Regions from separate parts of the Homo sapiens genome. Here region 1 is linked to region 2. A link is a loop called in an ENCODE intact Hi-C map of the cell type or tissue named here. Cell type or tissue: PC-3. All regions are shown on one strand. Links, peaks and the distances in the headings refer to the core of each region. The heading gives the core; the rest is flanking DNA. Region 1 overlaps ADAMTSL1 (ADAMTS like 1). Region 2 has its middle 77 kb from the start of ADAMTSL1.

Evidence for each region. A loop is a pair of places that touch in the nucleus more often than their neighbours do. Peaks named below come from ENCODE experiments on the same cell type or tissue, not always from the same donor. Only the 100,000 strongest peaks of a DNase experiment are listed, where the experiment ranks them.
Region 1: a loop joins it to region 2, with 9 times the contacts of the local background. A loop is called at or near these places in 3 of 110 quality-filtered maps.

The regions. Positions count from the first base shown.
Region 1 is chr9:18,820,832-18,826,215 of GRCh38, forward strand. The region is part of intron 21 of ADAMTSL1 (ADAMTS like 1); the gene reads left to right. Among named protein-coding and RNA genes, the nearest start is that of SAXO1, 210 kb to the right of the region's middle. In PC-3, for the core only: a CTCF peak has its summit at 3,444; DNase peaks (open chromatin) are centred at 1,160 and 3,440; H3K27ac peaks cover 560 bases.
Region 2 is chr9:18,394,098-18,399,481 of GRCh38, forward strand. It overlaps a transcript of ADAMTSL1 not described here. Among named protein-coding and RNA genes, the nearest start is that of ADAMTSL1, 77 kb to the right of the region's middle. In PC-3, for the core only: a CTCF peak has its summit at 2,188 (motif pointing left); no DNase peak of the experiment used is centred there; H3K4me3 peaks cover 154 bases; H3K27ac peaks cover 1,266 bases.

The DNA.
Region 1 (5,384 bases), core at 325-5,324, 430 kb after region 2:
AGGTCAGAAAACTGAGTCGGCGATAAAGGATCAGGGGAAGAAGCAGTGTTTCAGTAAATGGGAACAGAATGTGCAAAGGGCCTGAGGTAGAAAGAGCATGCTGCATTTAAAGAAGTAAAACCTGGCTGGTGGTGTGGCTATAATATCAAGAGCAGAGAAGAAAGTAGCATATGAGGCTGAGGAGGTGTGGGTAGGCAGGGGCTAGATCTTACATGTTCTCATAGATTATGGTACAGTTTAGGTTTTTCTCCTAAAAGCAAAGGAAGTATTTGAAGGACTTACTTAGGAGATAAAATCAGCAGGACTAAGGATGCAGAAATAGTTCAAGAGTCAGTGATGGGTGGTGTATTAGGATAGATTAGACTCTGGTATCAAGTAGACCCCCAAATGTATAATGGCTCAAATACAATAGAAGGTTTATTTTTGCTTATCTAAGAGCCCAAAGAGTACACCTGGTCATCTGGAGAGGATCTGCCCCCACAGTGTCATGCAGGGTCACAGGATGCTGGTGGGTCTGACATCTGGAACACATGCCTTCCAAGGTCTCCATAGGGGTTACCTCTATCCTATCAACCAGGAGAGGGGAAAACAGAATACGGAGGATGGTTGAGAAGGCTTTTAAGGGCCACGCCTGGAAGGAGCATACATTAAGACTTTTCACAATCCTTTAGTCACATGGCCACGCACAACTACAAAGGATGCTGGGGAAGGTAGGCTCACTGGGTACTCAGGAAAAAGAGGGAAACTGGTTTTGTGAACAGCTATCGTTGTCTGCCACAGTCAGTATGGAGAAACGTGGAAGGCTGGAAACCTTCTTTCCAGACTGCCTTGGTTTTTTAGAATAATTGACAAGACTGACAGTTGAGTTACTGTATCCTTTCTCTTTTCTTTCCCTAAGCCACCCTACCTCCACACCTCCTAGGAAGCTTCTAGAATTTCCCATGTAAAGGTGCACCTTTGAGTGGAAACCCCACCTTGAGATGTTGACACACCGCCATGGTGCAGGCAGCCTTCCAAATGTAATAAGGGATCCAGTTAACAAGAATACCCTGTCTGGGACTTTTTAAAAAAGAATATTTTAGCATCACCCTACCTGGCAGCTCCATGGACATCAAAGGCACTGGACCTTGTAATCATATCAAGTTACCACCCAGTATGACTAAGCTCTTTTACTGATCCTTTCAAGCAGCAGGGAGAGCATGGGGCTGTTGAAAAGATACACCACAGGGGAAAATGCAAACGTGGGTTCTTTTCCTTCGCTGTTTTAAGATACAAATAATACCAGGGAGGTTAGCATGTGGAGCCTATCCAAGTAGCTGGTCCACAACAACATAGCTTTTGGATTTTGTTCTGTGGTAGAGCATATTTTCTGTCATTTTCAGGTGTTTGTTTTTGTGGCATTTGCTGTCACACTACAGCAGGCTAGAAAAGATCATCTCCCGCAACCTGACCAAGCTTCTCAACAAGAAAGAGCTAAAAAGCCAGAACACATGGATTCTGGAACCTCTCTCCTGACAACACCTTGGTTTTACAACCACAGCAGAAACATTAATTCTGAAAGTAGAAAGGAATTAAGCCTTTGACAGTTCAGAAATAGTAAAGCAGCAGTTCAGATTTTCTCTCAAGAGTCAGGCTAGTATAATGGCAGGCGGTGTACACTTGTTAAGATGGGGACTGTTGGCATTAAAGGTATCTCAGTTTGAATCCCCACCCTGGCACTGGTGGGTTACTGATTGGCTGTAGGGTAGGGAACTGGGGGGAACAGAAACTCTTTTCTGATGTAATGATGTAATCGTTCAGGCATCCAAACAAATGTGACCTTAGGCAGATTTCTTAATCTCTATGAGACCCTTTTTCTCATAAAATGGAGTTATTAAATAGTACCTGCTTCACAGGATCATTGTTAAAAATAAGTGATTGTGTTTATAAAATGTTTGACTTATAGCAAATGTTCAATGTTATTTCTCCGTTTAACACACTCAGGATACGTTTGCATGTCTCAGTACACTCCGATGTTGAGGTATTCTGAACATCAGTATTAGGCATGTGTATCACTACCTTTTCAAGGGACTCTGTGGAACATTCAAGGGCTGGTGACGTTTTTTAAAGCGTCGTTGTCATCTCCTGAGAGAAAAAGAAAAAAAAACTTTATAACACCTCAATTATTGTTTTCTATTTCCTCATTCTACATGCGTAATGTCAGAGCCAGTTATGGAAGGACTGGCTGTCACTCCAAGGTGTCTTAGTAATATCATTCTCCACCTAAGGCCCACAGTTCCAGGCAGGAAGTCCTCAAAATGTGGCACCAGTAACAATACCTACATCGGCAAACTCATAATGCAGATCTGTGCTTGAATGAATCTGAGAGAGGTTTGCCAGTAGATTAAAGAATGATTCCCACTTAATTTCTCTTCCCTTGGGACTGCTGTCAGGTCCATGGTTCCAGGTTTACAGAAACTGGAGGTTTCTTCCTCCACCCTGCTATTCTGAACGTTTCCATTTCTCCCATGAAGTCCCCTGCTGTCACCAGAGGAATTCAGCCCTTTTGGTTTATATCCAGTCCTGTCCTCTCAAACAAGCACAATTTTAGAACGGCATGAGATAGACAGACATCAAGGGAATGGAAGAAGCTTGCAAGCCATTCCTGGGGGAGTGAGAAATAGCTCCCAGGTCTGCTTCCATCCCTGGGTTCTCTCCCTTCTCCCTCTGTTCCACCCTCCCTTCTCCCCTCTGTCACTCTCACTCTCATTTTCTCTCCCCCTGAGTCTTTGTGTTTGCTGCCCACAGCCCTCCTCAAAGGAAGATGCAGGCAGTAAGTGCTGCATGTGAGCAATGTGAGGGAAAGAGGATGAATAATGGTAGAAAATGGTTTGCAGGGCCGGCATGGTGGCTCGTGCCTGTAATCCCAACACTTTGGAAGGCCAAGGCAGGTGGATCATCTGAGGTCAGGAGTTCAACGCCAGCCTGGCCAACATGGCGAAACCCTGTCTCCACTAAAAATACAACAATTAGCTGGGCGTGGTGGTGCACGCCTGTAATTCCAGCTAACTTGGGAGGCTGAGACAGGAGAATCGCTGGAACCCAGGAGGCAGAGGCTGCAGTGAGCCGAGATCATGCCACTGCACTCCAGCCTAGGTGACAGAGCAAGACTCCATCTCAATAAGAAAGAAAAGGAAGGAAGGAAGGAAAGAAGGAAGGAAGGAACGAAGGAAGGAAGGAAGGAAGGAAGGGGAAGGAAAAGAGGAAAAGGGTTTGCAGGAACTCATTTTTCCTTGTTCTTTCAGGAGAAAAATAGCTAAGAGTGCATTTCTTCAATTTACTTCTGAGGCTGTCTCCTAAATGCCGTGGATTTTTTTTTTTAAATGGGAAAAAAACTAAGCTCAGGGTCCAAAGTCCAAGCTGGCATGGACAGGCATCATGATGCTCTTGCTCTCCCTAGTGGTGCTGCAATGAAAAATCAGCTGTTCCACCCCTCACCTGTGTCTTTTCTCCAGGTATCTTTAGAGATGATGCCAACCTGGCCCCTCTTACACACTTGAGCATAAAGTATCCTACTGTTAGAGCCAGATTAGCGTGTGCCTCTCTCTGATGTGACAAGGCTGTGGTATCCAAGTCTCCACCCACTTTCGGTAGCCCTGCCTCTCTTTCTCTAGCCAATTTCAAGGACACGTAACAGATACACAGGCAACTCTTTGAAGACACTCTGCATTCTCAACAGAAGGCTAGCCATTAAGGGCAAACTGCCCTTGCCCCAAAGGCAAAAACCAGCCCCAGCTCAGGGAAAACACTAGACCACTAGACTAAAGGTCTGGCTCCTTGGCCATTCTTGGCTTTGACCCCATTTCCCGGGACTTGACCCTTTTTTTTTTTTTTTTTTTTTTTTTGAGACAGAGTCTTGCTCTGTCACCCAGGCTGGAGTGCAGTGAGGTGATCTCGGCTCACTGCAACCTCTGCCTCCCAAGTTCAAGTGATTCTCCTGCCTCAGCCTCCTGAGTAGCTGGGATTACAGGTGCCCACCACCATGCCTGGCTAATTTTTGTATTTTTAGTAGAGACAGGGTTTCACCATGTTGGTCAGACTGGTCTCAAACTCCTGACCTTGTGATCTGTCTGCCTCGGCCTCCCAAAGTGCTGGGATTACAGGCATGAGCCATCACGCCCGGCCAGGACTTTACACTTTAAGCATGCCCTGGATACATGCCAGTGAGTTCTATAAATAAACTGTGTGAGCTGGGTCAGCAGGCTGAGTTGTGTAGGGGAGGGTGCTTTCTGCTCCCTAGAGACCTGTGAATCCGTGCCACATATCTTCAGTCTCTCAACATACTCAGAGCCCAGCCTCCTATAGGATCCTCCTAAAACAGCATCTAGGAAGGCTCATCCTAAACTCTCAGGGCCTGTTTTCCAGCATGTCAACCACAAGGAAACTTCCTGAGGAATTCATGGGGTCCCTAGAGCACAGAGCCTGGCTTCCAAAGAGAGAGCCCATCCCAGGTCAGCAGATGATCTCCCCATCCCATCTCTCTCACAGAAAATAAACTTGGATTGTGGAAAGAGTTGAGCACTTTCCTTTTGTCCTTTTCCTGTGGTTCTACTGATACTACCATTTCATGTTCTCTTGCTCTGAGAAGATATGCAGGCTTCCAAAAATACAAGCAAGTTTTCTACATAAGAGTGTCAACTCCAGTAGCAATCTAGCAGCTTCCATTTGTCTAGTTCATACATATATTTTAACGTTGTATAGCTTTGCACTTTTTATTAAAATATATCTATACAGAAAAGTACATGTATCATAAAGGTACCAAGTGAACACTCCCCACCAGACCAGCCCCCGGTCAAGACACAGAGCATCGCCAGTGGCCAAGCCACTTGTCCCATTTCTCAGTCACAACCCCTCCCCATTCATTCCACTGACTACTAACAGCATAGATTAATGTTACCAGGTTTTTTTTTTTTTACTTACGGAAAGGAAATTATACAGTATGTACTCTTGTGTCTGCCATCTCTTACTCAACATTATGTTTATTTCATGTAGTTTCATTTTCACTGGTGTATACATTTGGTTCTCATGTTTTTCAAATACATTTTCTCCAAAGAATTTGGGTACTCTCCTTCCACCTTGGCAAGCCCCCCCTGCCAGCTTCCTGTTTCCTCCTCTTTGTACTGGCCTCCCTCTTCCTGTCTCATCACTGTAAGTTTAAAAGGCAAAAGATCTGGAGACAACTGAGATGTTTATCTTGTATCAACATTTATTCTGATTCTTTGGTCACCCTGAAGTCTATATCCTTATCCTACCAGGCTCTGGACATTATTTAATCTGGCCAAAGCCTGGTAGAAGATGTCCCTGTAGAGCAGCCCCAGGGAAGGGGGATTCAAGAAGCTATAAAT
Region 2 (5,384 bases), core at 178-5,177:
GTTACGCAGCGAAAGCAGAGCCATAAAGAGATTGTTGCTTTAACTTTAAAAGTACAACTAGAACAAGGATTTTTTTTTAAAGGAGAAGCTGAGAAACAATTGAATAGGCCATTGACCAATAAAAATTAGCGGGGGATTGCATTGTTTTAAATCCTCAAGTTGATTGTTAAAAATAGTGAAAAGTTTTTAAAGGCCATATGCTTTAAAAGGAGGTTAGATGCCTAATTCCAATAACAGAATCTGTCCACAGCACTGCTTTTTGGTCCTATGCCCCAGGAGATCCATTTTTGTTTGTCAGATGTTATTTGTTGAATGGATATGATATTCCTGACATTGTAAATGTAAGACCAAATCAAAAAGGATAGAAATATAAATGAATAGACCCATTCTGCAAGAGAGAGAGACAGAAATGGAGAGAGAATAGGAGAATAAGAGAAAGAAGCTTGTTATAAATTATTGTGCTTTCAACTTATCACAAAAAGCTCATTCTTGTATTCCCAAACTGCAAAGACAACAGGTTAAAATAATAACCTTGAGTGTAGATAAAAGAAAGTTGATTATAAATTCAACATGGGTTTCATTATTTGTTCTGTATTTTAAGATGACATTCATCATAAAGGCACACCAACCCCGAAAATAGTTACCAACTCTCCACTTTAGACAACATGAGACAGTATGAGAACAGCAGGTCTGAAAAAAGGAAAGCATTTTTTTGCATTATGCTATTAAATGGAACACTTAATCAGCTTTTTTGCCAAGAGAAAACTTCCCATTATGTTAAGTTCTAAATAGGGCTGTGGGAAAAAAGTCTGCAAATGGAAAGGCTGTGGAGATGTGTCTGTTGACTTTGGTTGTTTCATAAAGTGTTAAGAGAGTCAGCATTTGTCAAAGATTCTTGGAAACCTTGGTTTAAGCAATTCTCTTTACCTTTTTGTCTGAGATTTGATGTCCCAACTTGGTAAATAGTGCATTTTTCAGGACAGATCTGTCAGAGTTTCCTCTTGTTCTCCCTTCACTCCTGCTCCCCCTTGTCCTTAGGCTGTTGCCAGGTGTTTGAGTATTATGTCGGATCTCCAGCATTATGTCATGGAAAAGCAACAGTAAGATCTGTAAACTGCCTTTCAAAACAGTTCTCCAGGAAGCCAGTCTGAATTTACTCTGGTTTTTAAAAAAGAATCATGTGTTTGACCAGCAGTTGCTTTAAATCCTGCTTTTTTCCACCAGAGATAAAGAAATGAAAAATGTGGGTATTGGTTTTTGCTGGCAAGATGTCGATCTAAAGTTTGCAGCATTCAGCATAAAATAAATGCACATGCTTTATTCAGAAATCTCATCCATTGATAAATGGGATCATTTAGAGACAGGACTGGTAGACTCTACCTATTCTTCTCCAAAGGAAAGCCTTGAGGATTTGCACTTTGTATGACATAATGGAAACAGACCCATTTTCTGATAGGGTATTTATCTGGCAAAATTCAATGAATGAATGGTTGGAGAGTCAGTATAGAATCTGTTCTGGAGCTTCTGAAGCATCCCTAGACCAAATTATATCCTGAACTGTACAGGTCTATCATCCTTCTCAACTGCAAGTGGTCAAAGACCTCTGAGCCTGTGTATTTGAAACTGACTGGTGATGAAAAGTGTAGTTTAACTAGTCTTGATTCAGCCTGGTTTAAGTTGGACACATTTTAGTTTCTTTGGTCTGTGACACAGATGTCTGCTGGATGAGCACCATCCTAGAGGCTGAACTAAAATTTACAAATATGTCATTTTTCTGCATGGGTAATATATACATCAAAGAGGAAGTACAAGACCCCTATATGTTGTCTTCTGCTTTCCAGATGTTTCTGAAATTACTTACTCCCTTTTAGTCTGGCCTTTCTGTGGAAGGAAACCTTTGATGCTAATCAACATTTGAAGTAGACCATTGATGCTGAGAGTTCTTGGGGCTAGCTCTTGCCTCTGAAGAGAATTTGCATAGGTTATCTACTGTAACCCACAAGGCAGTCAGTGACCCCATACTTTATCCAACCTTAGAGCACTCTGGTCCTTTTCATTAAACTGTTGGCCTGCCTCTTAGGTGCTCCTGCCTTTGCACAGTCCCAGTTGATGATAAGACAGTTGGTGGCCATGGCTGTGGAGATTTAGCTCAATATGGAAGTAGTCAGAAGGTTGACTGAAAGCTGGAATGTCAGGGTGCCCCCTCCTGGACTTATTCAATATAAAAATTAGATTGTGACTTAGTTCAGAGGAAGTTTGCTATTAATCCATAAAATCTAAGTCTCTTGTGCTGCAGTTTTTATGTTAATATTATTTTAACCTAAAAATAAATATTCATTACTATTCTAATAAATAATAATTTAATATTAATTAAATTTTATATTAACAAATATTAAACTTTAATGAGTGAAATTATATATTAATTATATTAATTTATATCAAGTAATATAATTAAAATTAATATTAATTAAATTTTACATTAATAAATATTAAATTTTAATAAATATTTTTATAATATTATTTTTATGTTAATAATGTCCTGTGCAAATAGAGTACCAGCCTTTATCAGCTTAAAAACTGGGATCCCTTGCACAAAACTATGTCCTTGCTTTGCCATGGTGATCTCAACTCTCAAGGTTTAACCACTCACATTTTTAAACTCTATTAGTTCACTTAGTCACTTTTAAATTACAAGCATAAAAACTCAGCACATTTTTATGATCATGCCACTGCACTTCAGCCTGGGCAACAGAACAAGACCCTGTCTCTTTTTGTTTAAAAACAAAAGCAAGAAACAAAACCTTAGTACATTCCTAAATAGGGGTCCTAAGAAATGTATGCCTTGGTTCTATATGCACTATGCCTCTTTATATCGTAACATTGATCTGGCTCTTGTATTTTCTAACAGAATCCCTGATGATGATTTTTATTCTCTGTGCCGTGCTATTCACAGTGATCCTGGGATCTACTATTTTTTAACCCCTATGCATAAATTAGACATTATCACTAAGTTTAGGTTTGTTTAGATTTCTTATCCGATTTTTGTTTCCCCTTTTTCCCCCACTCTTTTACCCTTATCCACAGGTGGTATTCTTGAAATGATTTTCTAATAGTCTATGGAGTTATGAACTTAGAATGAGTTGAGAGTGCCTTGCTTCCTTTCCCATATGATATTATCATCCCAGAAGGAAATCCTGCCTCGTGGTATAATTCTTTTCAAGAAGAGAAAGGAACACATTCTCTGAGCTTTAAAAGTACTGTATTTCTTGAGTCTATGATACCATTGAATCCATGATTAAAGATGCTGTTACATGCACTCCAAAAAAGAAAAAAAGCTCAAGATGAAAAATCTAATAATAGACTTGCAATTAAGAGGGCTACATCATTATTATGTGAGTAAATAAATGAACAAACAAAACCACCGTGTGAAAAGAGACAGCAAGAAAATGTATTTCTCAACATCGGTACTGGTGGAGGAAAGAAAAACTTCTCCCCTGATTATTTGAACCAAAACCCAATACAAGTACATGTTTTCAGTCTGAATTCATGAAAGTGATTGTAAATCACCATTGGATTATAGGACATACCACAATTTCAGAGATGATGAAATACATTGAAAAAGGTTTATTTTTAAATCAATGAAACACACTAATTTAAATTGTTCAAAAGTTAGTGTTTGTCTATATTTTTCTTAACTTCTAAAGGTTTGGGTAAGCATCTATACCTCATTGTCCTACTCCAAACTGGATTTCCAGATGTCTTAAGGTCATTTATCACTGAATAAGCCTCTCTGGATTCAACTTGATGTTTTCTCCCAGCCTCCATAAAGATGGAATATTTTAGAGGCTAATGCCCATAATGAGGTGTGTACGTTTTAAAGACCCCAGGAGCAGTACAGTATTGTCTTGCTCAGGGCAGTGTACATCAAGATGTAATTGTCAGATGTAAAATGACACTGAAAGTACATTCAATCTAACAGCTGGCTTTATAGTATTGGTTTTCAACACTCTCTTTCCATCAGAGCCACAATAGACTATCATCTTACTAAATTTCTCAAATTAAATAGAATCAGCCTTCTCATTCACATTGAATGGTAGACTCCCAGTGAATACCCTGATGCTTCATGTAACATATGTGCGGTTGAATTACTCTGCTACTGACCCATAGGTCCTCCCATTGTGTCATTATGATAAAATAGAAGTATGAGGTCATATTGAGTAAAATAACTTAAAATGTTTTTGTTTAAGAATGACCTGAACACTGTGTGTTCATCAGATACAGCTATATGCAAATTTTCTTCTACTTTAGTCTAGATCAGAGTTTTTCACTCTGGATCATTAGTGCAGTTATTAATATTAATTAAATTTGGAAAATTCTATCCACTCTGTTCCCTTTCTTAAAAAGTCACAATACCCATTTGAATTTTAAATGCCTTGAAAGGCCCTGGGATAAGGAGATTTAACTTTTCACAGTCAACTTTTTACAATTATTTTCCCTTGAAACCATGTCTTTCACAAAAAATTTATTCTAATTTTGCTTTACATAATTTAAGGTGCTGTCTAGATCCCATTTATTCATTTTCACTCTATTAGCAATGATTAGAGAGGCAGATCTGGTAGGATCTTATAGGCTGTTTTAATAGGAGGTCACTGAAGGGTTTTATAGGTGAGTGATCTAATCTGATATACAGTAGGAGTAAGGAAATCAAATTCCCTCCATCAATAAAAAGTTCATTCATTTATTCATTTAACAAATGTTTAATGAGTTTCTATTATATGTGAGGCATTGTGTTAGATGTCAAAGAGTGAAATTCAGATGATAATGTAGATGGTACAATGTAAACCAATACAATTATAGCCATCCCAGGGGCTGGAATCTTAAGATAGTATGTTGAAGTGTAAGGGTAGGGAAATTCAGTTCAACAAACACATACCACAGAGCCACTTATGTGCTAGTTAGATGTTCTCTCCTGGGGTTACAGAGATGAATCCAGTACATTTTTAGCTCTTGGGGAGCCTACGAGCTTGTGGGTGGAGCCACATCTGTTCACTGCCAAGTGTCAGAAGCATTTGTAAATCAAGGGTTGAAGAAAGCAGAACAGTCTTTTCTTTGCCCAGAGATAATTCACAAACTTAAGGATTGAAGGAGCTGATAAATTTCTTTAGTTCCTCTGTCTGCTTTACATATATATATATATATATATATATATATATATATATATATATATATATAAAATTATTATTTTCTTTTTTTCTTTTTTGAGACAAAGTCTTGCTCTGTCACCCAGACTGGAGTGCAGTAGCATGATCTCGGCTCACTGCAACCTCCGCCTCCCGGGTTCAAGCGATTCTCTTGACTCTCAGCCTCCCAAGTAGCTGGGATTA